2 separate regions of the Homo sapiens genome follow, and region 1 is linked to region 2. Evidence: chromatin loops called from intact Hi-C (ENCODE). Cell type or tissue: heart right ventricle. All regions are shown on one strand. Links, peaks and the distances in the headings refer to the core of each region. The heading gives the core; the rest is flanking DNA.

Evidence for each region. A loop is a pair of places that touch in the nucleus more often than their neighbours do. Peaks named below come from ENCODE experiments on the same cell type or tissue, not always from the same donor. Only the 100,000 strongest peaks of a DNase experiment are listed, where the experiment ranks them.
Region 1: a loop joins it to region 2, with 4 times the contacts of the local background. A loop is called at or near these places in 2 of 110 quality-filtered maps.

The regions. Positions count from the first base shown.
Region 1 is chr2:221,064,873-221,080,345 of GRCh38, forward strand. No RefSeq gene overlaps it. Among named protein-coding and RNA genes, the nearest start is that of EPHA4, 500 kb to the right of the region's middle. In heart right ventricle, for the core only: no CTCF peak of the experiment used is centred there; no DNase peak of the experiment used is centred there.
Region 2 is chr2:220,930,817-220,946,289 of GRCh38, forward strand. No RefSeq gene overlaps it. Among named protein-coding and RNA genes, the nearest start is that of EPHA4, 630 kb to the right of the region's middle. In heart right ventricle, for the core only: no CTCF peak of the experiment used is centred there; no DNase peak of the experiment used is centred there; H3K4me3 peaks cover 2,036 bases; H3K27ac peaks cover 1,701 bases.

The DNA of each region.
Region 1 (15,473 bases), core at 4,098-12,097, 130 kb after region 2:
GCAAAAGGACAAAGAGCAGAGTTTCTCAGAATTTCCTACAGGGCATGAACGTAGTTAATTTAAACACATTCAAATTAACAGACTGTGCTGACTGAAGGGTGAATTTCTCTCTGTTTTGGATAAAAACTAATTTAAATGTGGTGGTACCAGACAGCGAGCACATTCCTACAATGAAGTAAACAAATGTTATTGCCTTCACTTAGGAAGTCTTGCCCAATTAGGTTGATTATAATGATGACAGAGATGTATCCTGAATGCACAAGAAAGTAGTAATGCACAGATTTGTTATGTAATATTTATAGACTCTGTGGTAAAACTTCAGATGAATTAAAATATACAGTCTTGTATTTCCACGGATGAAGGGAATGGGATCCACATGTTTGCTAAAAGTAAAAGGCACAGCCAACAAATTCTCTGACATTTACATTGATAAGACTTTCTCTGAGAATTTGTAAACTCCTGATGTAAACTGCTATTTTAAACAACAGAGAAGCAGCTTGTCTCTGTCACCTGTAAGTTTAACCCCAAATTACAATTTGGTCTTTGCTTGACTTTAGAAACTGTCTCTATCATTCTCTCTTAAATGAATTGACTTAGGAAAGTATGTACTTTATGAAAATAATATGTTAGATTATATTCAGTCAGATTATTTTATTAGTGTACCCAAAGTGTTACTGGTAAGCTGATTTACTCAGATATTGCTATGATGAAATATGGACTTTACCCTGTTTCTGTGACTTTGTGTGGGGGTTATTAACAAGGAAAGCACAATCTTTAAAATCGCTACTTATTTTAACAATAGAATCTATATCATGACTTGATGAGCAAGTACAACATAGTAGAAGAGCAATGGTTTTGTATAGTAAAATGTTGGATGAAGAATTGAACCTCCCTGGACCCCAGTTTCCTCATGTAAAATGATAGAGTTGTTCTATGTTATCTCAAAGGTTTTTTTCTGCCCTAAACCGTCTGTGATCTCTGATTACTAACACATTGGTACTATGTGTGGTAGCCAGGTTGGAAGGACACAACCTAGGAAGGCCAATCTGTGATACACACTCAATTCAGTATGACAGTCATTTGTAGTTATTTGAAAACAAAAATAAGACACTCATCAAGAACAGGGATACAGTCAAGACTGAAGGAGGGTAAATTAAACAAAATTAAGAAAGACATATATATTTATTTAAAATAATATATATTCAATATTTCTTTAAAATAAATATTGCAACTTCTTTTGTATAATATGTCTTAGGGGAGACGGTTAATTGTTTAGGAAAATACCTCAGTAGGCCTCTTTAGGTATAAAAACTGAAACTGCTTGTGGACAGAAGAGTCAAGGGGGCCTCCATTCCAAACCCATGCCTGTCCCTCTACACAATCTAAAAATGCAAGAAAGTAACCAGCACAAAGCACCACTTTAATAGCATTTGGCTCAGTATCAAGCTCTTCTTTGCTGATGGCTGCACTCATTGATTTGTTGTCTTACATTCATGCATTTCTAACCTGTGGCTATGTCACTAACAGACTGTATAGTAACCATACAATGATCTTGGTATCAATACAATTTGTTTGATCATTTCTTTATTCATTCAATCACCATCTACAAATTGCCCAGTCACTGGGAATATAATGATGATTGTATATAAACTGTGTACTAGTAATGTTCAAAGTCTAGTACACTGGTTCTCAAATTTTAAATGCACACAAATTGCTGGAGAACTTGATAAACCATAAATTTCTGGAGACCTTCCCTAAGGATTTTGATTAAGCAGGGAGGGTAGGAGCCAAGAAAAAATATATTTTTATCGGGCTTTTCAGGTGACTCTCCTACAGGTAATATGAAATTATCATTTTGAGAAATTCTGAACTAGTGTATGTTCTCCCTTCTCCCTTACTGAAATCCACCAGCTTTCCTGGTTTCCAATCCTTTCCAAGGCTTACCTTCCATGCTATCTGCATTTATTCTGCCCAGGATCTTGCCAGCTCTGCCACTTGACTTGTGTGTACATCCCTTAAGCTGCCACAGATTGAGCCTGAGCATTACCATAAAAAGACACAAAGAGTAAATACCACGTGGGTTTGGTTATGCACGGAAATGAAATGGATTACAGAACTTTTTTGAGATATATGCAACTAAACTTGCGACTCATCCCAGCAAACAGTGAAGTAGAGACTGGGTAGCAATCTGATGATTTGATCAGTGTCAGCAGTTTACCTATGTAAAATAAATCCTAATGTGTTACAGACACATTTTAGACTTGAACAGGCCTTTACAAAAATACAAGCACGTCTAATTGCTATCATTTGCTGTAGTCACTTTGCATATAAAGACACAACTAGTGTTTGATTAGGGGCCACTGCTCCATGATGATATATATCATATAGATAACAGAGAGATAATATAAACTCTATTATCTAAAAAAGCTATTATACCTAGAGGTTTCATGAAACAAAAAGAAATTTTAAAAAGATATTTAATTAGCAAAGCTAGGCAAAGATGAGCTAATCAGGTTAAGCAGATTGATGCCAGGTTTTGAATTAAATAATGAAACTATTTAGTCCACATATCCACAAGTCTGTATTGAGCACTTTTGCAGAGGATTCATGTGTGCATGTATCTAAATAAACTATCACGTGGATAGGAAAGCACAGCTGGAAAATAAATCAGAAAAAATTCTGGTATTTGGGTATTGTGTTTGATTCATTCCTTTCCACAATTGTAAAACGCACATGAGAGTAAAATTTATGATCTCCATGCAATAGAAAAGCATAATCTTAAGTTAGGGAAATGATGGGACCAACTGCTGGTTTCTAAAATGTGGTGAGAATGTGTATTTAAAGAGGACCCTATCAGGCCTTTATTCTATAAAATAGCTAGACAAATAAATCTGAGGCATCTGAGGGTAATGGCATCTCGAGAGATAATGGATATTCAGTCTGGGAGATGGGAAGGAGATAGAACCTTGGCTGGGGTATGCTAAAAAAAAAAAAAAAAATAGACTAGCTGTTAAACTGCTGGATAGACTAGTCCCTATAAATTTTCAAAAGAGTGCCCTGGGTTTTATCCAGAAGGCTATCGTGAATGAGATACACACTGCTAAAACTCTCCACAGTCCTTCAGAAATTTTAGGACAGGTTCATGCGACACACACCTCATCCCTGGGGCCAATCACCCACAGTTCTTGGCAAAACACAATCTTCAATAATCTTAGAGACAACCCATGAAAAAGATGAAAAAATATTCAATTTTAATTCAATAATGAGGTAGATTCCTAATCTTGTCTACTATCAAATATTTTCCAAATGTTGTAAGAAAAATTAGTTGTAACCCCTATTAGCATTTTTGTTTGTTTGTAGTTGTTTTGGGAAGCCAAGAACTGAACCCATATGTGATGGTGAACTTAATCAAGAAATGTATGTGTTCTGACTGCTCCACCAACTGGTCATTTCCTAATCTCTCTCCCTTTCATCAGGCCTCCCTATTTTCTGAGAAACAACAATATTAAAATTAGGTTAATCAGTCATCCTACAATATCCTGTAAAAGTTCAAGTGAAAGGAAGAGTTGCATGCCTCTCAGTTTAAATTAAAAGCTAGAAATGGTTAAGCTTAGTGAGGAAGACATGTGAAAAGCTAGGCCTCTTGCACCAAGTAGCCAAGTTGTGAATGCAAAGGAAAAGTTAGTTAAGGAAATTAAAATTGCTCCTATTTGAGCATACACAGGATAAGAAAGCAAAATAGCCTTATTGCTGATATGAAGAATGTTTTAGTGGTCTGGATAAAAGATCAAACCAGCCATAACCCTCCGTTAAGCAAAAGCCTAGTTCAGAGCAAGGCCCTAATTCTCTGCCATTCTATGAAGGCTGAGAGTGGTGAGGAAGCTGAAGAAGAAAACTTGGAAACTAACAGAGGTTGAGTTTGTGAGGTCTCTGTGACATAGGAGTTATAGAAATAAGCTGTCTCCGTACCATAAAAGTGCAAGGTGAAGCAGCAAGTGCTGATGTAGAAGCTCTAAAAAGTTATCTAGAAAATCTAGCTAAGATCATTCACAAATGTGGCTACACTAAACAATAGCTTTTCAAAGTAGACACAACACCCTTATATTGGAAAGAGATATCATCCAGGACTTTCATAGCTTGAGAAGACAAGTCAATGACTGTCGTCAAAGCTTCAAAGAACAGGCTGATTTTATGTTAGGGGTTAATGCATTTGATGGCTTTAAGTTGAAGCCAATGCTCATTTACCACTTCAAAAATTTCAGGGCTATTAAGAATTGTGCTAAATATACTCTACCTGTGTTTTATAAATTCAACAACAAAGCCTGGATGCACATTTGTTTACAGCATGGTGTACTAAATATTTTAAGCCCACAGTTGTGACCTACTGATCAGAAAAAAATGTTTCTTTTAAAATATTACTACTCATTGACAATCCACCTGGTTACCCAAGAGCTCTGACAGCAATGTACAAGGAGATTAATGTTGTTTTCATGCCTGCTAATATAATATTTATTCTACAGCCCATGGATCAAGGAATAATGTTAACTTTCAAGTCAATACTAAGACATACACTTCATAAGGCTAAAACTGCCACAGATGCTGATTCCTGTGATGGATTTGGTCCAAGTAAATTGAAAACCTTCTGGAAAGGGTCCACCATTCTAGATGCCAATATGGACATTCATGATACATGGGAGGAGGTCAAAATATCAACATTAATAGGAGCTTGGAAGAAGTTGATTCCAGCCCTCATGGATCACTTTGAGGGGTTCAAGATTTCAGTGGAGGAAGTCACTGGCAATGTGGTAGAAATAGCAAGAGAACTAGAATTAGACGTGGAGCCTGAAGATGCAACTGAATTGCTGCAATCTTATGATGAAACTTTAATCAATGAGAATTCACTTTTCATGGATAAGCAAAATGGTTTTTTGAGATGGAAACTACTTCAGGTGAAGATTCTGTGAACATTGTTGAAATGACAAGAAAGGATTTAGAATATTATATAAACTTAATTGATAAAGCAGTGGCAGGGTTTGAGAGGATTAACTCTAGTTTTGAAAAATGTTCTACTGTAGATAAAATGCTAACAATTAGCATCGCAATCTACAGAAAAATCTTTGGTGAAAGAAAAAGTCAATAGATGCAGCAAACTTTATGTTGTCTTATTTTAAGAAAATTCTATAGTCATGCTAACCTTCAGTAAACACCATCTTGATTGGTCAGCAATCATCAACATTGAGACAAGACCCTCTACCAGCCAAAAGATTATGACTTGCTGAAGGGCCGTGTAATGATAGAATGTTTTAGCAATGAAATATTTTTAAAGTAAGGTATATACATTTTTAGACACAATGCTATTGCACACTTATTAGACTCCAGTATAGTGTAAACATAACTTTTATGTGCATTGGGAAACTGGAAACATTATGTGACTCACTTTGTTGCAATATTTGCTTTATTGCTGTGACCTGGAACCCAACCTGCAATATCTCCAAGTTATGCCTGCATTTCTTAATCTCTTGATTATGGAATGGCCTTGTGACTTGCTTTGTCTCAAAAGAATATGGTTGAAATGACAGTGTGATGACCTTATGCCTTATGATATCCTGCAGCCTTCCCTTCTTCCTCTTGGATTCCTGACTGCTGTTAGATTAAGTCGTAGTCAGTTCTTAAGAAATGAGAAACAAAATCAAGGCAATCTCAACTGCCCCAGCCAATGTCTTCCTAGACAGGCCTACAGGAAGGTGACCTGCAGAGATGTGAGAGAGCCCAGTCAAGATCAGCAGAGACTCTAGCTGACTTGTAGCCCATCACAAACACATAAGCAATCGTAGTGTCTTAGTACATTTTCATGCTGTTATGAAGAAATACCTGAGACTGGGTAATTTATAAAGGAAAGAGGTTTAATTGACTCACAGTTCTGCATGTTTGGAAAGGCCTCAGGAAACATAAAAGCATAGCAGAAGGGGAATCAAACATGTCCTTCTTCACATTGCAAAAGGAAGGAGAAGTGCATAGTGTAGGGCAGAAACCAGCAGAGCTCATGAGAACTCACTCACTTGAATGGCATGGGGGAACCACCCCAATGATCTAATCACCTCCCATGAGTTCCTTCCCCCCTCCCCCAACAGGTGGGGATTACAAGTTAGACCATAATTCACGATGAGATTTGTGTGGGGGAACAGAGCCAGACAACATCACTCTGCCCCTGGTCGCTCCCAAATCTCATCTTTCTCACATTTGAGAGCACAATTATGCCTTCCCAACATTCCACAAAGTCTTAACTCATTTCATCATTAACCCAGAAGTCCAAATCCATAGCCTCATCTGAGATGAGGCAAGGCCCTTCCACCTATCACCCTGTAAAATCAAAAGTAAGTTAGTTACTTCCAAGATATAATGGGAGTACAGGCATTGGACAAATGCACCCATTTCAAATGAGAGAAATTGGCCCAAAAAAAGGGGCTACAGGTCCCATTCAAGTCTGAAATCCAATAGGGCAGTCATTAAACCTTAAAGATACAAAAGATCTCCTTTGACTCCATGTCTCACATCCAGGTCATGCTGATGCAAGGGGTGGGCTCTCTTGGCCTTGGGCAGCTCTACCCCTGTGGCTTTGCAGGGGATAGCCTCCCTCCCAGCTTCCTTCACAAGCTGGTGTTGAGTGTCTACGGCTTTTCCGGGTGCATAACACAAGCACCTGGTGGATCTACCATTCTGGGACCTGGAGGATAGTGGCCACCTTCTTAAAGCTCCACTAGGCAGTGTACCAGTGGAGACTCTGTGTGGGACCTCCAACCCTACACTTCCCTTCCACACTGCCCTAGCAGAGGTCTGGCATGAGGGCTCTGCCCCGCAGCAGACTTCTGCCTGGACATCGAAGCATTTCCATACATCCTCTGAAATCTAGGTGGAGGTTTCCAAACCTCAATCGTTGTCCTCTGCACACCTGCAGGACTACATGGAAGCTGCCAAGACTTGCATGCTCTGAAGCAATGGCCTGAGCTGTACCTTGGCCTCTTTTAGCCATGACTGGAGTGGCTGGGACAGAGGGCACCAAGTCCCAAAGGTGCACACAGCAGAGGGGCCCTGGACCTGGCCCAGGAAACCATTTTTCCCTCCTAGGCCTCTGGGCCTATGATGAGAGGGGCTGTCACAAAGATATCTGACATGCCCTGGAGATGTTTTTTCCCATTGTCTTAGCTATTAACATTTGGCTCCTTGTTACTTATGCACATTTTTGCAGCAATTTCTCCCCAGAAAATGGATTTTTCTTTTCTACTGCATCATAAAAAGACAAATTTTCCAAACTTTTAGGCTCCGTCACCTCTTGAATGCTTTGCTGCTTAGTAATTTCTTCTGCCAGATACCCTAAATAATCTATTTCAAGTTCAAAATTCTACAGATCTCCAGGGTAGGGACAAAAAGCTGCCAGTCTCTTTGCTAACACATAGCCAGAGTTACCTTTATTCCAGTTCCCAACAAATTTCTAATCTACATCTGAGACCACCTCAGCCTGGACTACATTGTCCATATCACTAACAACATTTTGGTCAAAGCCATTCAACAAGTCTCTAGGAAGTTCCAAACTTTCCCACATCTTTCTGTCTTCTACTGAGTCCTCCAAACTGTTCCAACCTCTGCCTGTTACCTAGTTCCAAAGTTGCTTCCATATTTTCAGCTATCCCTATAGCAGCACCCAATTCTTTGTGGTACCAATTTACTGTATTAGTCTATTCTCATGCAGCTATGAAGAAATACCTGAGACTGGGTAATTTATAAAGGAAAGAGGTTTAATTGACTCACAGTTCCGCATGGTTGGAAAGGCCTCAGGAAACTTACAATCTGGTGGAAGGGGAATCAAACATGTCCTTTTTCACATGACAGCAGGAGAGAGCAGTGCAGAGCAAAGTGGGGAAAAGCCCCTTATAAAACCATCAGATCTCATGAGAACTTATTTACTATCATAAGAACAGCATAGGGGAACTGCCCCCATGATCTAATCACCTCCCACGAGTCCCCTCCCCTAACACATGAGTATTACAATTCAGATTACAATTCAAGATGAGATTTGGGTGGGAACACAGAGCCAGACCATATCACCTAGTCTACTCTAAAAGAATCACCCAGCTGACTCAAAAACTCATAAGCAGTGATAAACACTTGTGTTATGCCATAAAGTTTTAGGTATTTTGTTAGGCAACAGCTCATTGATATTGTTGCTTATATTAAAAAATCAGGAAGTGAATGGAAGGAAACAAAGATATGATTTTCTCTTTTCAAGAGGAAAAAATTTCTATGCTGTGTTTTCAGACTACCTATTATATTTGATGAGGGCCAGTGCTTATGTTCTGTTAGCTTTGGATATGAGAAATAACCATGACAAAAATGACAATAGCATTGAGAAATGACAAGCTAAGAATTCCAAAGAAACGTGGGTGGAGCTTATACAGATGGGAGAAACTTTTGCATGCCTAGTGATATTTTGTAAAAGGATTTTCAAATCTGTACTATACATTCGGGCTATGCATCTTATTATGCTATACATTTCATTAGGCTATAGGCTTCATTAGGCACTTGAATCAAGAATCTCATTACATACTCCAGACACACATCTCATTATGCCATGCATCTCATTAAGCTCCCAGCCAGGAACAGATGTAAAATAGACAAATTTCAGCGAGGCTTTGATTCCAGCCCACATGGCATTCTCATCAACAACCAAGCAAGGGTGGACCAACAATTGGGTGATTTTTGAATGACACTTGACAAAGAGGAACCAGCTCAATCAGGCACTATTAAATAACAGGAGAAAAAAATAACTTGGTGTTACATTCCACTTTGCTGTCCACTCTGGGAATGTGTTTCTACTGTCAATCAGGAATCATCTATCAGTAAAAAGCCGGAGATGGGGTAGAAGAGGGCATGTGTCTGTAACACTGCAATCATCTGTCATGAGGCAGGCACTCAACAAAGGGTAACATCAATGTCACCTTGGTTTTGGCTTCAACACAATTGTATCTGTTCTGTGTCCCTAGCTGTAATTCATTGTTTGGCATCTTCAAGGATAGGTTCCCTGATGACGTTCCTGGTTAAGTAGTACTTTGGTCACAAATGATAAAAACCCAACTGACTAATTTAAGACTAGCATGTACTGAGGAGCCCAGAGGTGTGGCAGATTTCAAACCTGACTTTATGCAAAGGCTGAAACATCCGTAAGATACATGTCTCCTTATCTTTCAGTTCTCCTTTGCTTTGTGTTGGCTTGATTCTTACACATGTTTTCCCCATGAGATGGTTTCAGGAGGCTGCAAGCTTCCATCATCCTCACAGATATCAGTTCCAGTGAAAGATAGTGTCTTCTAGGAAGAGATAATCAAATCCCAGGGGATGACTCTCACTGGTTAATTGTGGGTAAAATAATTGTTCAGCCACTAATTTCTTTGTGTCACAGGGATGGAGTAACCTGAGTTCCCAGCTTTGCGTTGTATGCCTTCCCTAAATGTAGTCATGGATTAGAACTGAAAGGAGGGCTGGACAAACAGAGAATGCTCAGTAGACAAAAAGAGGGCTGGACATACAGAGAATGTTCAGTAGACAAAAATACCACATCTACTATGCCCGCTCCATCCTGAGAATACTCAGGTCTCGTGCAATACATGTGCAGTCTGAGAACCCGGGGCTTCTTTCCTTGGTCACCAAGAAAATATTTGTCACTAATATTCAAATAAGTGATGTATTTTAAGCAATTAGGGGGCTATATAAGTGCCTTGGATGTTTCTGGGGCTCTTATGATGACACCAAATGTAAATATTGTCATTCTGTGGAAACTAGACTAGACAGTAAACCACCAACAGATAGTCTAATTTCCATGTGCCAGCAAGTATTTTATTTTGAACGGCTAAAATATTTCATCTTACCACTTCCTTATGCTTGAATATCTTTAGAAAGGGTTAAATTAGGGAACATAAAAAACACAAAAAAAAACAGAGGAAAGATAATTGATTTAATTTCACACTCAGGTTCAAATGTTAAGTTGAATGCCTTCTTGAGAGTAAGTTTGGGTAGGAAAAGTAAAGGAGAGTCCTCAAGAGTATCAGATATTTAATGGTAAAGGTAGAAGGGCAGGTAAGAAGACGTGGAATAAAATGGAAGAAGCATGGAGAAGGTCAGACAGAACTGAAGGAAAATTCCTCAACTTTATGGTTTGCCTAGGGCTGTCCCCAGGTAGCACTCTGCAACTCTGAATAAGTAAACATTTTCTCTAATCCGAAAGGATAGTAGTTTTGTTAGATAGGACTATAAAATGATGTCTAACCAGAACCAGTTATTAAATATTTTCACTGGACTTTTCTAGACAGTATTACTCTGAAAAGAGTGGGTATCAATGCAGTCTTGACCTTCTGGGTCCTTGTGAAGTTCTTTGCCTGTGAAAATATTACAGTTTAAACATTCCCTCCACATTCCTTTGACATGAAGTGCTGTATCCACTGATTGCCCAGAGTAGACAAAGTGGTTTCCTTTTCTAGCTTCGTGGGGTTTTTTTCTTTTCTTTAGAAGATCATTTGGCAGGAAGATGTTAAAGTGGAAGAGAGGTTGGAGTAACTGTTATGGGTCAAATTCTAACTTCATGTCGTCATGGGCTCCCTCTGGTACCAAGATTCACTGAAAACAAAGGCATGAACTACTTCTAATCTGCAGTCGATTTTTTTTACCCTAAGAACACCCTAGAATAGAGGAATTCAATACATTCATGGCCACAGAAGCAATAAACTTCCACATACTTAAAAAAACTCTCATCAAGTCTTATTTATTAATAAATAATAAGCACAAGGACTAATGAAGTACAAATGATAAAAATTTTAAAATGATCGTTCTTTTCCTTTTGTTTGGTATGATTTGTCCTTGAGCTTTTTTGGTTTTACTCTTTCAATTAAAATGCTTGGGTTCTCATCACACCATTCCTGAATGCAAATATCAGTTGGTTTAGTATTTAGCTTCCTAGCTCTTTCTTGGCTCTTGGAAACATACCCTTATTCTCTGGTCCATTCTTCACCTACAGATGATTAAGAAAGATAATTTTTATGTAGTTAAAAAAATAGGACACATGCTCCTTATAGACATTCTACTACAGATTCAGAACCAGAAGCAAGCTATTCTCCCATTTTGTCTTGTAAGTGCAATTTTGAAAACATAGACTGAGTTGTAATTACAGGATTAAGGGTAAAAGTCAACTTGTTTGTCTGAGAGATTTGTTCCCCCAATTGTCCTGAATACAAGGACATGAAATCCTGAAAGTCTATGCATGGCATATCACCTCCTTACTTTCAAGTTTCTGGACAATTGGGTAGATGGGCTTTGCAATGGATGTTCATGATTGTAACAAGACAGCCCACGATTCCATTTCCAAATAAGGCATAGGAGACAATTCTTTTGTTTTTCTCCTGCCATCTTCTTTATGCAGGAAAAAAGAGTAAAGGATAAAATTAACAATTATGCAGCCAGTAAATTTCAAGGCAATAGTGAGAAACAAAAGGGTCTTATCTGATTGTCCATCTCATGCCTTTCAGGAGAACCTATTAGCTTGGAACACAGTCACCTGATGGTATATGTGGCACACACACACACACACACACACACACACACACACACACACACACAAATATAATAGAGACTCTGGATTTGGAGTCCTAGACCTATGCAATATCTTCACTCTTCAAAACAGTCCCAGGATGGCACTTTCCTGTCTCCATTTTGTTGTGAATCCCTTGGATTTTATATTACATAAACTATAAATAATATTTAGACAATTAAAGCTAAAAGGATTTCTTCACTTGGTTAAGGTGGTAGCATATGTAGGCATTAAAAAAAAGGCATTCTGACCTTTAGGTGAACAGTAGAACTTAAAATGCTATTGCTAGAATGTGGCATGGGGAAAGCGTGATTTAAATGTAAATCTTTTATCTCTAAAGCCATAAAAGACTATGCCTTGGAGGTATGAGAAAATACAAGCTCTAACGTGGAGCGTATAAAAAAAATGAAAACATTTAGCACAGCACCAAATCTGCTTTTCTGAACTGCATTTTTGCTCACAAAATACGTAGAGTAGATGGAATTTTATTTATGTTTAAAATGAGCTGTTCTTTAACTGTTTAGTCTCTGGTTCCTTGGCCTGGTTCTCGAACTCAAGACATCAGTGCACCCTGTGAATGTGCCTTTCTCCTTCTCTTAACCTCCAAGCTCCTGAGGTGCCTTTCAGCCTGTCCCATGGATGTCCCCATGGGTGGACCTGCCCCCTGAAAGCTCTCCAGTCTGTCTCTCACCTCTGGGAGCTGCAGAGATAGCCAGGAAGGATGGTGTCAATGTTGAAGGTCATATCTCTATTTTCACATTCCTTGACTTGCCCTATACCTTTGAGAGAAAAGAAATAAAATCCTGCAATTATTTGGACCAAGCCTTAGGTAGGACTGGGCTTGTGACAGGTTTTGTATATGGGCCACAGATTGGACACAGTTGGAACTGAGACTCTTGCCCAGATTTCACTCGCTATTTTCCATATGGCTTTGTTGGTGCTGATCATACCTTTTCCAGGACCAAATGCGCCCTCCCCTTTAGGAGCATCCTGCCGGTTCCTCATGTTTTCACCACCTGCTGGCTTATCTATGTTTGGCACCAGTTTCCCAAGCTTTTCTCCTGCTACCATGTGTGGACCAGGCAGAAGTCTTTTCTCCCTGCTCCTACAAGAAACCAAGGTCTTATGCAGCTCTGAGTCTGGTATTTGCTTCCCTTGGGGTCAAGTCCTCTGGGAGCTCTTTGATTTAAAAATCCTGTCTTTTGCATTCCCTACATGGGCATGTAACACTTAATAAGTTTGTTTAGTGAATGAATGAATCAATGTATTTCCCATGCTTTTGAATTTTAGATGTATTTCTTTAACCCTTTACATAATCTGAAGTAGGCATGAACTTTCAAATCATTTCCTGCTTCCTCTGCCTGGAATCCTCTTCTATCCTACACCACCTTCTAATCACAGCCACATCACAGATTAGAAGTGGTTCCCTCTTGTAAACTCCTGCCACACCAGTGTGTTCCTTCTTAGCCCTAATTCAATTTATTAAATGATGATGTCTGCAATTTAACGTGTGTTGTTCTTTCACCTGTATGGTGAGGCCATGAGAACTAAAGATCATATCGTATTCTTCACTGTATTTACACCACGAAAACAATGCTTGATGTATAAAAGATATAATATTATTTTTATTAGATGAAAAATGAAGAATCAATAATTGATTTTCAAGGTACATATATGTTTGATTGTTTCCTAGTTTGCCTAATATATCTTTAGTTATTCCTTCAAAATCTTTTGAAATTTTTCCCCAAATCTCTGCCACTGGCTCTGACTGTCTTTCCCTGCTCTTTGTGCCTCAAGTTCTAACCCTTTATTTGGTTGCTATGCCCTGGCTTTCACACAAATAGATTCCAGGCAACCTCAATATATTCCCCACGTATATTCTTCTCCACTCATAAAATTTTCTCCTGAATTCTATCTTCTTCGTGAAAATGAAACATAGCCCAGAAGTTTTTTTTTCCTAAGTATATACAATAACATAAATGCCAATTAGTTATCACTTTATGTTTAAGACTATTAACCCTTTGAGGTAGCCACTGCTATCCATTGGGCAGTTAAGGAAACTCATATGCAGCAGAGCCACCACTGATTCACTCTGCACTGTACCAACAAGTGCACTGTACCAAGGATGCTTAAGTCCAGTCATGGATGACCAGCCAAGGATGCTTAGGTCAGATGGCTACCACTTTCAGCAATTTGTACCAACAGCTGTAAAAATGTCTATGTCTAATTACCCAATAATCCTCCTTTCAGGAATCTAGCCTAAGAAGATCATCATAAACTGAAATAAAATTTCACATATGAAAAAATTCTCCACTGTGCTGGATTAGGTCCCAGGCAACACTATTCACAATAGTGAAAAACATGGAATCAACCTAAATGCTTATAAGTGGCAGACTGTATAAAGGAAATGTGGTACATATATACCATGGAGTACTATGCAGCCATTTAAAAGAACAAGATCTTATTTTCTGGAGGAATAGATGCAGCTGGAGGCCATTATCCTTAGCAAACTTACTCAGGAATGGGAAATTAAGTACTGCATGTTTTCACTTATAAGTGGGAGCTGGATGATGAGAACCAATGGGCACAAAGTGGGGGAACAACAGACACTGGTGCCCATCAAAGAGTGGAGGATGGGAGGTGGGAGAGGATGAGAAAAAAATAACTAATGGGTACTAGGCTTAGTACCTGGGTGACACAACACCCATGACACAAGTTTACCTATATGACAAACCTGCATATGTACCCCTGAACTTAAAATAAAAGTTAAAGATAAAATAAAATTTTAAAATAACAGAAAAAAGAATTCGGAAATAAACTAGAGATTAAATAAAGATATTATAGCAATATTACATTTCCAAATGTTGAAAACTGTGCTGGTGTTATGTAAGAGAAAAGTCTTGCTTTTAGGACATATGCATTTAAGTGTTAAGGAGTAAAGGGACAATTTAGTCTCAACTAGTTTAGGAAAAAAAAATCGTGTGTGTGTGTGTGTGCGCGCGCGCGTATGCATAAGAGAGAAAGAAAAGGAGAGAAAAAGAGGATAATCAAGCAAATGAGTAAAAATATAAATGATTTGTAAATTTGAGTAAAAGTTATATGGGAGTTTCCTGTAATAAACTCACATCTTCTGAAAGCTTGAAACTATATCAAAATTAAAAAGTAACAAAACATACTCTTTTTTGTTATTTATAAAAGTAGGAATAAAATGAAAACCACTCACATGTTAAAAATAGAAAAAAGGCTAATTAAATTATGATATATCTACATGATGGAAAATAAAGAAGCCATTAAAATTATTTACAAAAATAATTATTAAGGAAATGGAAGGATGCTTAATTTACAGCATAAAAAGAGTTGAATAAAAATGGCAAATATGCAATGTTAGTGATCCAAAAACAATAGAAATTGTTGATGGGATTATGGGTGAGTTTTATTTATTGTTAGTTTGTTTTTATTACTGTTCCTTATTTTTGCATATTTAAAATCCTAAGAATGTATTAACTATATAAAATTTTCAATATTTAGTCTTTTTTCCCGATTATTTGTTAAATAATAAAAAATAATTGTGGGCTGGGCACGGTGGCTCATACCTGTAATCTCAGTACTTTGGGAGGCTGAGGCAGGTGAATCACCAGAGGTCAGGAGTTTGAGACCAGCCTCACCAACGTGGTGAAACCCTGTCTCTACTAAAAACACAAAAATTATCTGGGCATGGTGGCATGAGCCTGTAGTCCCAGCTACTAGGGAGGCTGAGGCAGGAGAATCCCTTGAATGTGGGAGGCGGAGGTTGCAGTGAGCCAAGATCGTGTCACTGCACTCCAGCCTGGTGACAGAGTGA
Region 2 (15,473 bases), core at 3,475-11,474:
AAAATAATTTCTACATAAACTGTGGGTTTGTAAAAATGTAAGCACTATATTTGTGTGTAGTCTGAAAGAAGGTATTCTTTGAAATAGATTATTAGTGTAGGGCATGATTCTACCCACTGTATTTTTGTGAGTTTTTCTTTTCTTTTTTCTTTCTTGGAAGACTGATTAGGGACTTGGGTCTTTACCAAAAAGTCAACATGTACTTACACAAAACTTGATATGTGATACACTGACTAAAATGAAGTTTACAATTTACTTTAAGTCGACCTTGCTACTGTGCAATGAAAGTTTTAAATGAATGCATAATCATTAGGAATGTGTCGCCTCCAACTAAGCTATTAGAGTACAGGCAGGCTTCTTGGTAGGATTATCTTACCTACAACACCAATGCTATGTTAATGATTAAATATATAGAGAAAAAAGTCACTGGGCTGGAGGCAGAAAGAAAAATGAGATTAGAAAAGATTTTCAAATCATGAGAATTAAGCATTAATGGGTAGTTGTTTAGACTTAAGAAATGCAATACTGTCTTCTAGAGTGGTACATGAAATTAGGTATTTATCCCTTTTAAGAAATTCCACATGTAATGAATAAATATGTCAGTGGGGCAGTTATGATGCTTTTTCAAAGAACTCTTTCAAGACTTCTTTGCATAGTCAAACTTCTTCACAGTCCTCTTAATAGAGTCACTTCTGCATTGAAAGTGGCATTGACATCTAGAGAAAGGAAAATCAAAACCAGAAGGCAAAAGTAGGGATGGGGTGGTTGGGTAATACTGGCAAGAAGAGATGCCACCCCATATGTGACCCTGAATTTGAGGCTAAAAGACAAGCCCAGTGGTTTCTCTCTAATTCCTATCCACATCCTACTAACTGAGGCCAAAGCTAGCAAGACACTTCCTGGTGGTTAGTGCTTTGGAAAGAGAATGGTTTCTTGCTACACCAGTGGTGACTGCTGCTGTTGCAATGACAGAATCTCATCTGAAAATGGCTTAAGAAAAGAAAAGTAATATATTATCTCATCAAATTAAAATCTCAAGGGAATGGCTGGTCTTGGGGATTTGGAATTCACACATTTTCATCATGAATCAGTTTCTTGCTATCATCGTTCTCTGCCTTGCACTGTGTTGTCTTCATCATCAAGCCCCACATAGTGACTCCCAATAACTCCAGGCTCACATTCAATACATGCCTTAGAGCCAAGCAAATTTGGGCTCCAGTCCTGTACCTGTGTGCTTCTGTGGGCCCAAATATTACGAACACAAGAAGCTCAACTTTACTAAAGACACCAGGGTACTTCGTCACTTATAGTTCTGAGCTGAGCTCTGGCACAATGCAACCTATGACCTAAACATCTCTTGTGACTAAGCCTCTTCAGGCCCCAGGGAAATGCTTCCCTCTATTACCCCAAGACAATGATCAGTTGCTTCCAAAGGCTGTTAGGTATGTAGGTTGTTAGGCTGCTGACCCAAGATGTGGGCACTGCTTTGTAGTCAAGGGCTATTTGAGCAGCAGATGCACTTAGGTAGGAGGGAAGACAAATTCATCAACTTGTCAAATCTTTTCAGAAAGCAGGAGTAGAGGACTTCTCCCAAAATGAGATATCCTTCTCAGCTGGTGCGGCCTGCTCATTTTATTGATTCTGTTTTGTATTTGCATCCATAATTCTGGAAGAACACATGACTTAACACAATTCTTAGAACAGTTGGATACAGTGGCTGAGAAATATTTTGCAATATTAAACAATTCAGTTATTCTTAAATTTGTACATATTTAGGTTCAGATAGAACATAAATGAAGTAGGATACAAATTCTTTACAAGGATCACTGGATGGACACTGAGTGCTAGTATAGTAATAGCTTTATTTCTATGAAAGGTTTGATAAGTTTTAAATAGTTTTCAAAAAATAAGATAAAAGTTAACTTTATTTAAGTACTTTTATTTAAAACTGTACAAAAGTTAATTACAATTTATATATTTTGAATATTTTAGAAAAAATGTGAAAATCACAAAAAATTAACTTTGTTAAATTTCAATTTTAATTTACACTTTTTATTAAGATACACGCAGATATGATATACTTTGGTTATAGTTACGTATTATCCTCAACCTTTTTAGATCATTAAGAATAACGAGTAATATTTTCTTAATTTCTAGTCATATAAAAATGGCAGAATTAAGCCTATTTTAAAAATTTTACCATTATGAAGGTATGGCTGTGTCAAGATAGAAAACTAGTACATGTTTTACTTAATCATTTATTACGTTGAGGTGCAACTTTAAAATATGTCTAATGTATATGTCTCCATTTGCATCTCTAGCCCAGGCTCTGCAGACATTTAGGGAGGGTCTGAGCAAACCATTTCAACACCAAGCCCAGCAGAAGAAGTGGCCCTAGAAAGCAGTGAAAGAAATTTTGCTCAAACATAAAGTTCTGGAATTGAGTTTCATTTGTACCATTTGCCTGATGTAGTCAAATTTCTATTATTTTTTACCTATCAAAGACCTGGTTAATATTGCAGTGCAGCAATAAGTGAGTGGACCAATAGTTTTAGAGACCTTTAAGTTTCATAGACTAAGAAAAATGTGAAAATTTCTGACACATGATTTTAGAAAAAAATTAATTTGGCTGAAAGGTGAAAATACAGACCTTAAACTATGCTTCCAGACACCACCTGTAGAGATTTAATTTCAGTTGAAGAAGTTTTGTTTTGTTATGCAAAGGTGAAAATAAAGACTAGGAACCAAAAAACCTAGAAATGATTCCCACATCCTTATGGTTTCACTCGCAAATTTCTCCATAGGTCACTCTCTGCCCGGAAGACTGCTGGCTCCTGTGTAGACACAGGACCAATAACTAGATGTTTCTCTTACTGCACACATAATCAAATTATCTCTAAGCATAAAAATCAATGTTAATAATTTAGAAATACAACCCAGCAAGACATCTGATCTCAAATAGTACACAATAAAAACAGTTCCAAAGGACCCCAAATCAAATTGAAACTTACTAATAATTATGAAACCATACTACATTTTTGAAAGTTTTATATATAATTTTTTCAAAGTCCTCTGACATTTATCATCTTATTCAATGACAATTTGGACAATGTAGTAAACTACACTGATTTGTTTTCCTTTTCAATTAAAGGATAATGTTGCCCTAAGAAAGGTGGTGGGGAATTTCCTTACTTTACAGTTTAGTAGTTTTTTGCTTTGTGAATGTTTGTAAATGTTTTGATCCACGTGGATGTAGTCCAAATAGATGCTTGGGAGGGGTTCAAGTGGTTTCAGCAACAATGTTATACTATTTTCTCATATATAAATAACCAGCCATACCCTTTTTCAATTAAGGGACAAGTATTGGTACCCAAACTGACAAGCTAAACTACTTGCTTAGTAGTCTCCTACAATTTTATAGTGAAGATGAATCATTTCCACTTCCATAATATGGAATTGACCAGAAACCAGTCAAAATTAAAACAAAATTGATCATTTTCATTCATAACATTAAAATTGTTATTTTTGGTCTATTTTGGTTATGTCTAGTGTCCCTGAAGACTAACTAAATGAAAAGTGCAAAGGACAACTTGGAAAGGACAACTTACTGGAGGTTGTTAGTATTAGACAAATACTAACAAGAGGGCTTGGCATCACCTGACTAATATCAGTCATTAAGGGTGATAGACAACCCAGTTGAGCTCTTTGGCCTTTCAAATCTTCCAAGGGGCATATTTACTCCCAATGACTAGAGGTGGGTGTAACTCTTTAACCTACCTGGGTTATATGAATCACTTCTCTTTACAATTGAAATCAGCTTTTACATTTATAAAAGCTTGTTTCTTGGAAGGGCAAAGATGATCGGATTCATTCATGTATTTACTCATTCTCCCAGGAAACCCTTCTTGAGCAGCATCCTGTTCAACTAAGACCACCATTCCTCAGGTAAGTCACATGCACTAAAGCTAGGTCAACAGGGAGCTGTTCTTTTTTTTTTTTTTGAAATGGAGTTTCACTCTTGTTGCCCAGGCTGGAGTGCAATGGTGCAATCTCGGCTCACCTCAACCTCTGCCTCCTGGGTTCAAGCGATTCCCCTGCCTCAGGCTCCCAAGTAGCTGGGATTACAGGCATGCACCACCACACCCGGCTAATTTTGTATTTTTAGTAGAGAAGGGGTTTCTCCATGCTGGTCAGGCTGGTCTCGAACTCCTGACCTCAGGTGATCCGCCTGTCTCAGCCTCCCAAATTGGGGAACTGTTCTATAGGCACCTTACTCACTCATATCCAAACCCTGGCCTTCAAAAGAAAGAAAGGACTTGGGCTGAAACCATGTGCATAATATTCCATTGAAGTTGAAATTTACTTGGGGTTTCTGTCCACACAACCTTCAGAGAGGATCTTTCCAATTCACCTTTTATCTCTTCTTTATCATCTCCAAAAGAGGATTCTGCGGTTGCTTCCAAATCTCACACTAAGAAGGTTATTGTCAACCAAGCCTGCCATTAACATGATTTGTAAGTGAAAGGAGAAATTACAAAAAAAAAAATTGGCCTTTGGCTTAAAGTATTTTTTACTATTTGTAATAATAACATTAGCTGGGTATTTAATATGTTAAAAACTCAATTAAGATATACTTCTTAGTCAATTTATTTTTTGTATTAATTTTCTTGGCCTGTTATACTTCCTACTGGCCAAGGAAACAAAGTTCCTCCTCTAGCCCTTAATTTCTTAACAAAATTGCCATCAAAGCAAGTACCAGAATGATTGCCTTTGCATACACTATCACTTTGCTGGAGCCAGGTGGGAAAATTTGTCTTTGGACTCTGTAATGGAAAATACTAAACTGGCTCATTGTTAAATGACAAAAGCATTTATTTAAAAAATATAGGGATACTACAAGCATAAGCCTCAAAATCGGTGTTTATAAAGTAGAGGATCTCACACCAAAATACTCCATTTCTCAGATCTGTCTCAGCTCCTTTCTTTATAGGCACTGCCAGCCTCCCACTCTTGTCTTGAGGAGCACAGAGTTTTGCATAGCTGTGGACTTAAGGCCAGTCACAATAGAGACTGGTAGACACTGGCCGAGCAGCTGCCTGAGAGGTGGGACAGCGTCCAGTAGGTTGCTCTCAAGGCTGGGCTCTGTTGCTCTGCCATTGTGGCACAGGGTCACCTTGAAGCACTTCCAATATACTTCTAGTGTGTGTGGAGATGACCCTCTTCAATCAAGAAAATTTGGGAGTGAAACTCCCCTGTTAATTCAACTAATCTCATAATTTACATTATGAGTCAATTCTTACGAATATGACTGTGCTGAGTCAAAGTTCACAGTTGCTGTCTAGCTACGATTCCAAAAAAGCCTCTAGCACTTTGTCTCGTTCACGATAGCTGTTCAAAACATAACTGCTGCCATCACTTTTCTTGTTAGAGGAGGGAACACACCGTGGAACGTCTTACCAAGTTCCAGGCAACTTGGGGGTACTGACTCACAAACACTGAAGGGAATGAGTAAAAAGGTAATCTATTTTTGGCTTAAATAAACTCCTATTTGCATGGTTGTTCTAGGCTTCTCTTTAAGGGCCCCATCTTTCTTCATTCCAGACAATCCCCTTTATCCTTCACCTCTACCTCCATCCCATAACACACACACACACACACACACACACACACCCCACCACCACCACCACCACCTCCACTATGGCCACCATAAACAACAAAATAATCTATTTGTCTAAACTCTATCAGCCTGTGTCTCAATTATCATCCTTCACTGTCCTTGGGTGAGAACATATTCTGACATCTCTCAATCCCCCAGAACAGCCTTAGAAGCATCTTGTTCCCTAAGCATTTCCCAGGGTTGCAGGACACCACCCTTGCACACTTGTAGGTAATCCCACAGACCCCAAGAATGTCAGAATGACACAAAGCAGTTCAGATCAATGCTCTCCATTCTCAACCAGATTTTCACAGTTTTGTACAAAACAAAAGACCCTTTCTTTAATGTCAGTTGAGGCATAGTGAGGACTTGTTTTCTCAGGGTTGTGGACCCCTGACCTATTTAGGCAAGAGGTAAGTAAACAGAAGATGAAAGAAAAGTTTACAGAACCTCTACAGACCCGAGGGATGTCCCCAAAGCAAGAAGTTCCTTTGCGGAGACTAAAATCTGCCCCTGCTGCCTGTGCAAAAGGAGGTTTGGGGGAAGGGGAGGGAGAAGGGAAGTTGCTCACCTTGTACTCAAAGCTGGAGCCAGATGTTCGCTTTGACTTTGCTCTGATGCTTTGGGTTCACTTATGCGCCCAATTCATCCCAGCTTCCATCAGTTGCAGATCAATTTCTAAATTGTTCTGGGAAAGCCACATAATGAAAACTTGTCAGTGAAGAAAAATGACTAGTGTCAGTTCTAGCCCTGACTCGTGACCAGTTACTAGTAGGAGTTTAATGTTCCTAGGGTTTCCCTTAGTGGAATATCATATATACCACCTTTCTAATGCACACAGTAGTGTGAATTAGCTTTTTGAAACTGCAGGAGAGCCTATAATTTAAGGACTCAGGGCCATAACCACAGCAAAGGAAAGGATTAGGGTTAAAAATAGAATGGTCCAAAAATACCACTGGAAGCATTTGTACCTAGTATCAAGATTTTGCCAAAAGAAAGAGCAGCCAGTATACTCTCAACACCTCCTTAGAGAACATTAAATTCAGAAACACAGCTTTAGATTTGTCGATAGGATACATAAAACCCAACATTCTGTGGCTATAATTAAATCACTTTAAAATCCCAATCTAAAACACAATAACACATTTTTCAAATCATTTTGTCATATGAAGAGGATGGGAACACTTTAAAAGTGGATATTTGGAAATTTTGTGTTTGAGCTAGTTGGTGAGTTCTGCCAGGAGATAGGTAAATTGCTTACAGGTGCAATTCCATTGTATTCAAATGAAGGTATTTCTAACTCCACCTAAACAAGCAACTGGAAAATGTTGGAGGAGTTATTGTGAATTGAGTGTGGGAAGTGCTTCATGGATCTCCTCTCATTACTAAAACACATTATGAAAAGCAAGTCAGTTGTTTGCATGTCCTGATGGCAGAGTCAGAGGACAGGGCTGGGAGATCCAAGGTACCTTCTTGCATAAAAAGAAGGTATAGATTTAGGGTCTTTACTAAGAAAGAATAAACACAAACAGTCTACAAATTTGATGGTAAGTGTAGGATAATAAACATAAGATTATCGCAGTAATTGTAGGCAAGATTCTGGTTTCCTAATTTTCTTTGACCTGGTTATTCCTACTGATTACATCACACTAAAATGCACTGAAACTCCATATTTAGGGAGTTAACCCTGTCTGTTAATTGCAGTAGCCTCCTAACTGGTTTGCAGTTTTCCCTCTTGTTCCCTTAGCATTACCACACAGAAATAAATCAGACCACACCTTTCTACTGCTCTCATTACGATCCAGCCTCTTACCTTGTGTTTTCAATGCCTGATCTTTCAATCCCTGTCTCCTTCTTCAAGATTGTCTCCCATTCTCTTCCTCCTCACTCCCTCATTTTTAGGCATCCTAGCCTTTGTCATATTCCTAAGAGACATAGAACTAGTTTGCACTTGCTTTTTCCTCTGCCTGAAATGCTCTTCTCTGAGTATTTTCACACAGCTTTCTTATTTCATCCAAGTCTTGGTCAATTGTAACTTTCTCAGGCAGGCTTTATTTGGCTTTCCAAAGAAAGAGCCATTCTGCCACCTCTCCTATCTCTCTGAACACTTTATCTGTCTTTTTTTTCCTTTACATCACTTATCACTACTGGACATTAAATAATAGATGTATGTTATTCAATATTATCTTTATCTCCATTAGAATGCCAAATTCTGAAAGGGAGGAATCTTCTCTTATTTTTATTCACCACTGTATTCTCACTACCTAGAAAAGTAAGAATCCGTAAATGTTTGTTGAAATGGAGAAACATCCATAAAGAGTGAGAAAATAATTCTGAAATAGGTACACACTAAAATGTTCATAAAAATAATCGCATCAACTCGTGCCTCCCAAATTTGCCAGATCATAAAAACCATTTCAGTAGCTTAAAACAAAACAAAACAAAACAAAAACAAGATGAACACTTAGGACCCATCTCAGACTTAGTAATTTCGGGACTTCAGAGGAAGGCCTCTCTGTCTTAGTTTGCTCAGGTTGCCATAACAAAATTCCACAGGCTGAAGCCTTAAACAATAGAAATTAATTTTTTCACAGTTCTGGAGGCCGGAATTCCAAGATCAAGGTGCTTATAGATTCTGTTTCTGGTGAGGCCTCTCTTCCTGTCTTGCAAGCAACCACCTTCTAGCTCTGTCTATGTTCAAGTGGCCTCTTTGTACATGTGCACAGAGAGAGAAATATGGCATCTGCTACTCTTCTTATAGGGACACCAGTCCCATAGGATTAGGGTCTCACCCTTATTCCCTCATTTAACCTTAATTACCTCCCTAAACGCCCAATCTTCAAATATATATTACAGGTTAAAACTTCAACATATCATTTTAGGGGGACATAATTCAGTCCATAATGCTCTTAAAAGCTATATATTTATAACAAGATCCAAAGTTCCTAGGCAATTTTTATGGCCAATAAAGTTTGTGAAGCAGTACTTAAGAATGAAAACAACACCCCCAGCCATATGGAAAACAGTCCTGTGGTTCTTTGTGTTTAAATCAGTCTTACAATATGGGGAAACATCCTTAGAAAAGGATTTTAACATTAAGCTAAGGTTTCCAGTGTATTGAAAGAAGAACTATACAGCTATGAAGGATAGTAACCAAATTCTAACCACCCACCCACCCCCTTTTTTTTTTTTTTTTTTTTACTTTAAAAGTTTCCGGAGAAAGTCAAAGTTGTTCCTCAGTTTTAATGAGATTTACCTAAATGGTCTGTTGATTGAAGAGTCTAAGCAGGGTGCTAGTGATGGGGGCAGGAGGCAGATAAATTCTAGGCAGGCAGGGGCGGGTCCCTGGCGAAACCCCATCCTCAAGCTGAAAAACCTGAGACCACGCCCCAAAGTGAGAACTTATATACCAGTTTTCCCGCTCAAATGCTGCCTTTTCCTAAACCACCCATGGCCCCTCCCTCAGATCACAAGGTCAGGAGATGGAGACCATCCTGGCCAACGTGGTGAAACCCCGTCTCTACTAAAATACAAAAAATTAAGCCTGGTGGTGCGGGCCTGCAGTCCCAGCTACTCGGGCAGCTGAAGCAGGGGAATCGCTTGAACCCGGGAGGCGGAGGTTGCAGTGAGCTGAGATCGCGCCACTGCACTCCAGCCTGGCGACAGAGCGAGACTCAGTCAAAACAAACAAACAAAAAACAAAACAAAACAAACAAAAAAACTCCAGAATCCAGCAGAACCAGAGCAACAGAGAGGAGAAGCATCTGGATGTTGGGGTCTGTAGCTGGATGTCAGAGAGAAGTGTCTTGACTTCAGAGGGACAGCTTGACAGCATAACTTTGGAGAAGAATCCAGCGGGAGATGGCTGGACTTCAGGGGAACATTACCTTCCCACCCCATCCCTTTTTCGGCTCCCTTTCACACTGAGAACCACTTTCATCAGCAAAAAAATCCCCCGCATTTACCATCCTTCAATTCATTCATGCAACGTCATTTTTTCTGGATGCTGGACAAGAACTCAGGAGCCGCGGTGTCGATACAAAGCTGTCCCACTGGCCCTTTGCCCTTTCTGGCGGAGGGCAGCCACCTCATGTGAAAAGGCAGAGGGTCCATTGAGCTGTTAACACCTAAGCTGTCCGTGAATGGCCAAGCTAAAAGAGCATTGTAACACTCCCTCTGGGGCTTCAGGGGTCGCAGGCATCCCCGTGGACACTGCCTTGGGGCTTGCAAGGATTTTGCCCCTGCCAGTGCCCCAAAGTGCTCACCCGGCTTCTGCACCTACTCACCTGCGTGCTCCCTTCCGTGAGGGGTGGAATGTAGCGGGTCCCAGTGATTGGAGTTTGCCCCTGCCAGCACCGAAGCAGCCAGCTTGTTCCAACACTTGGGCACTCCAGTTCCCGCCTTGTTCGCTTCTATGCTACCTCCTGCAAGGCGTTGAGAGCTGCAGGGCTGAGTAAACAAGGAACCCCTGTCACAAGTCTCATGAAGGGGTCAGGAAAATATCCTGCTTCACTAGAGTGACAAGGGTGGGGCAGGTAGACAGCTATTGTTCTAAAGCTCAGCGTTTGCTGGGGGAGGTCTATGTATTAAGGCGGCAGGTCCAGTTTAGGCCAGCTTACCACTTCTATTGCAAGTTCAATTTAGAGCTTACCTCCTCTCAGGCCTGGACTTGGAGAGGGAAGGGGTTGTGTTTTGCCCTTCTACTGCTTCCCACCACCCCTGTTTTTTTAAGCTCCTCAGGGTTAAGTAGGAAGGTGAAGATTAAAAGGACAAAACTATTTTTCATTAGGTGGATCTTGTGGTCTTCCTGTGGCTATCAATGCGCCTCTGTGTGACAGTAGCCTAGCTACTGTCTTGAGGGAACCTAAGTGAACTATGTAAGGCAGTAAGCGGAACATGGGGGGATCTTCCTACTTCCCAGTTCTCTGCTGGAGAGATGTTCTATGTTTTGACCTCTTTTGAAATCCCCTTAGCTTCCTCTCCTGTAGATACACTGTTATCGCTTGTTATTATGATTCCTTTGACTGTATTTCGCAGTATCTTAATGACTGATGGAAGATACAGGTAAAACAGGCCAAGTAGTGAGAGTCTAGAAGGTTTCATGGTGGAATTTTCTCTCTTTCTACTTCCTTTTCCACCTGCTCAAATAGACAAAAAGGAGACAAGCTGGCTTCCCAAGCTGGACTACAACCAGGAATTGAGATGTCAGCTTCTTCCAGCTACAGATATTCCTCATCCCATCTTCCTGGGAGCTTCCTCTTGCTCCCATCTGAGGAAAATCCTGACCTTTCCTCCTAGGCCAAGCCCTCATTAAACTGTTTTGAAATTCCCTCTCTCCCCTGTATCTTCTGATTATGTAAGTGTTGGAAGGAAAGAGGATGTAGCAGAGCTGGCTGATCACATCGTCAGAGGCCCAGGATAGGCTTAGGAGGCACTGGCAGTGTTATTTTTAACCTTACACCAGCAGTCCCAAGCTTTTTGGCACCAGAGACTGGTTTCATGGAAGACAATTTTTCTACAGATGGTGGGTGAGGGTAGAGGATGGTTTCAGGATGAAACTGTTCCACTTCAGATCATCAGGCATTAGATTCTCATAAGGAGTGTGCAACCTAGATCCCTCGCACATGCAGTTGACAGTAGGGCTCGTACTCCTGTGAGAATCTAATGCCACCACTGATCTGCCAGGAGGTAGAGCTCAGGGAGTAATGCTCACCTCCTGCTGTGCTGCCTGGTTCCTTACAGGTCACAGATAGGTACCAGTCCACTGGCCAGGGGTTGGGGATCCCTGCCTTACAGCTTGAGCTGCAATTCTGAAACAATGGGAAAAGTCCGATTCACATCCACTGTCAAAAAGTTTCAGGAGGCTTACATGTTTGATACATAGTTGCAAGTTTCTGCCAATGCAGACTCTATATGATATGTCCTGTGTCACTGAGGGGCTTCTGGAGGCTTCTGATGGACCACTTAGTAGCAGGTTTGATTTTTTTCCTTTACACAGTAAATAAACCCTTGGATAGACTAAATTTTAAAATTCATCGTTATCTTCTCACAGTGTTTGAAGATTTTTTTCCTAATTCCTTTCCCATCAAATTTTGATACCACAGATAAACTTTCTATATTTTATGTAATAACTAATATTTTCATGCTTCCCCTCCCAATAACTGGTTTTCACTTCCTTGGGGGCAGTATTGCCCCTATTGAGAATTCATGGGGTAAATTAATAGCATTGAAACAGCAGATTTCAGAGTACTCTTAAATATAATATTGTTGTATAAAGCTCAATTACCATAACTCTTATCCGAGGTAGTTGTTAAAATTTTTTAAAGAAACACTTCAGGTCTGCTCTGAAGCATCCTCTTGGATTGCACAGCAAAGTTCTTAGTTTGGGAAAACTATGATCACCAAAATGGGTTCCTGAACCCAGTACCCCATTACCTGGGCAAGCTGTTTCATAGTTGTTCCTCTTCAACTTCCATTTCGGCCAAAAAAAAAAAAAAAATCCAAGAATTATAAGCCCTTTCCTTCAGCAGATGTCCTCTTTATAGACACTGGACTTCACTCAAATTTAACCTTTGAGGACAATGCCAACTCTATGTTTCTTTTGATATGTAAGTGCTACACTTTGTCAAAGCCTAATTCTCTACTTGAGTCTGTTATGTCAGAGAGGGACATAATGTGTGATTTTCTGCTTTCACCTTAACTGTAAAGGTGAACTTCAAATTTTCAATTAGAAGTAATAGTCTATAAACTTCCACATAAAAATGTACAATTTTCTTTCCCAATACATAGTCTTATTCTTTCTCATTAGAGAGCTATATTAAACAATGGGGCTTTGCTTGTACATGGTAACGAAAGTGCCATGCCTGAAAAAAAAAAAAAGCCATAAAATGGGAGCCCAAAACAAAGGCTTGAGAAATTTATATAAAGATTTGGGGTTTTGGCTGGGTGCAGTGGCTCACGCTTGTAATCCCAGCACTTTGGGAGGCAGAGACAGGCGGATCATGAGGTCAGGAGTTCAAGACCAGCCTGGCCAAGATGGTGAAAACCTCTCTCTACTAAAAATATGAAAAATTAGCCGGACGTGGTGGGTGGCGGGTGCCTGTAATCCCAGCTGTTCAGGAGGCGGAGGCAGAGAATTGCTTGAACGGAGGAGATGGAGATTGCAGTTAGCCGAGTTCATGCCATTGCACTCCAGCCTGGGTGACAGAGCGAGACTCCGTCTCAAAAAAAAAGATTTTGGGTTTTATTGTAATTCCCCTGAAATAATGCTATACACAGTACCTTTCAAATTTCTTCCATGACAATAGAGAGGAAAATTGGGGAATAATAAACTATTCCTTTATTCATGTACTCTCCTTACCTCTCACCTGCCACCAACCAATGTCATCAGCTAAGCATTCAATTGTAAGAATAATTACAAAATTAGGAGTTAGAATTTGGACTTGTATAGAGTAGTTTTATCTTCTATAAAAAGAATTCCACTGGAATAAAATACAAAAAGCTGAATAAAACGTAATAATAGAAAATTAAGAATGAGAGAGAAAATGCCAAGAAGTAATCTTGTTTTTATAATATACTGCATTCAGCTACAAGTAACAGAGAGCTTCAACAGCTTAAAAAAAAGAAGAATCCCAGAGATAAGGCATGGTTTGGTGACTGGCTCAATCCTGGTGTCCTGGATCCAGGTTCCTTCTACCTCTCTGGTTTGCCATTCAGCCACAGAAGCTACTTTCCTCATGGTGATAAGATAGATGCAGTAGCTCCTGGCACCCCATCCAGGTCTGAGAAGGACAAAGTCAGATTGTTCCTTGTGTTTCTTTTTATTAGTCAGGAAAAGCTTTCCTGGAAGGTTCCTAGCAGACTTCCTTTTATGTCTTCCTGGCTAGAAGTGTGTAGGGCCACCATGAGTGGGTTAGAAAAATTCCCGAGGGCCTGCAAGTGGTAACAACTTCCTAATAAAACCAAATAGTTTAAGCAGAGGAAGATGGAAACCAAGATAACTTTAGAGCACAGCCAGCCAGAAAGAGGGATGGAGTGTGGGGCTGGGGGTTAGCAGTTGGAGCAGTCACCAGATCACCAGAATCTGTTCCATATTTCTAATTCTATGTAACAGAAATAGGTTTCATTTCTCTCTTGAAAGATTTTAAGCTACAAAGTGTTCTGGAGCAATTTTACCTGTTTCATTGAGCAGTATGAAGATACAACCCCAATTTGCATACTACTGAAGTTCAATGTCCATTGTCAGTACCTTGGTGAATGTAAAGGAAAGTTTTAATTTAGACTTTCTGGCTAAATTCTGCAGTTTTGGTGTAGACTCAAGCAACCCTCCTTGAACTCTCCAGCAATTTTTCCTACTGATCTCTTTCCCAGTCCATTCTCCTCAATCTTTTTGTAATTCTCCGTTCTCTTGGTTTTCATAACCATTCACTGCCTTCCCACTATTTTTTTGTTCCTTTGGTTTCACTTCGCTGATCTGTGATCATCTTCTGCCTAAGACCAAGCCCATTGGTCAGGTTGCTCTGTCTCTGTTTCTATTCCTTTGGAAATTTCATGTGCTTTCAGGGCATAAATGGCCTCTTCTCTGAAGCATAGATCAGAAATTGCTAGTCCAGTTTTTATATTCCTTTAGAGAAATTCTCTCAAATTCAACTTGGCTAAAAGTTATCACCACATCTTTTTCCCCAAACTGACTGGTGACCCTGAACTTAATAGTATCATCATTCTGGTGTACTCAGACTCAAAACTTTGTATTGTGATTGACTCATTTTTACATTAGCTTCTGTATGATCAAGTAAGACCTACTGATTTATTCATTTATTTATTTTCTGCTGAGCCGTCTCTTACACTGGCTTCTTAAAAGATATAATGCATATAAAATACTTAAAGTAAGAAATTAATACGTTTGCTGTTATTATAATAGTACAGAATAGTACATTGAGTTACTGAAAAATCCTCCTGTTTCTACTCTATTTAATTTCTTTCTGAATTCATGGTTCACATCTCCTTATAACAATACTAGTACCATGTTATTCCCTTACTTAAGATTTTTTGATTATTTAGTACCTACCTGGCACTATCATTTCATCTCAGTATCTCAACAATGCTATTCATGATCTTTTATTCTAAGATTATCCTATTGATTCCTCAGTAAACCTCTCCTTTCACAGAGTCACTCAATTTTTTGTTTCTTCTTTCCATCTTGCCTCCCTGACCCCCCATTCAGGGGTTAGTGTAAACTGGGAATGTTTAATCTACCTTCCTCTGTGTGTTGGTGTGAAAACCAAGCACCATATTGTTGCCCAAGGTCAATTGATAACTGCTGGAGAGACAGAGCCTTGATTCAAACTCAAATGCTGTCTTCTCATTCAAAGCCCTTTTTAATTCACCACATCTATTGCAGCATGGTATTGCTGCTGGCATATTAAATTCATGCTCAACTCACCCTGCTGTTCATTTTTCACATCAATCCAGCCTTCCTGGTGTCCTGAAACTTTTGACACAAAACAGAAGATTTTTAATGGAGACTCAATATTTTTTAATTGTTTACAGCTGAGTGTTCTGAGTCGGTCAAGATCACATCCTCCATGATGTTCTAGGTACTGGGCAGGACTTAGTAACTACCTGCTGACCTAATGCCCACCAGAGCACAGGTTTAGGTGCTCACATTAGTAAGCCATGGAGGACATAATTTTGTCTCACTTATACTTAAAGCAAACCAGTGAATCCAGCCATATATATATATATATATATATATTTTTTTTTTTTTTTTTGAGACAGAATCTCGTTCTGTCACCCAGGCTGGAGTGCAGTGGTGCAG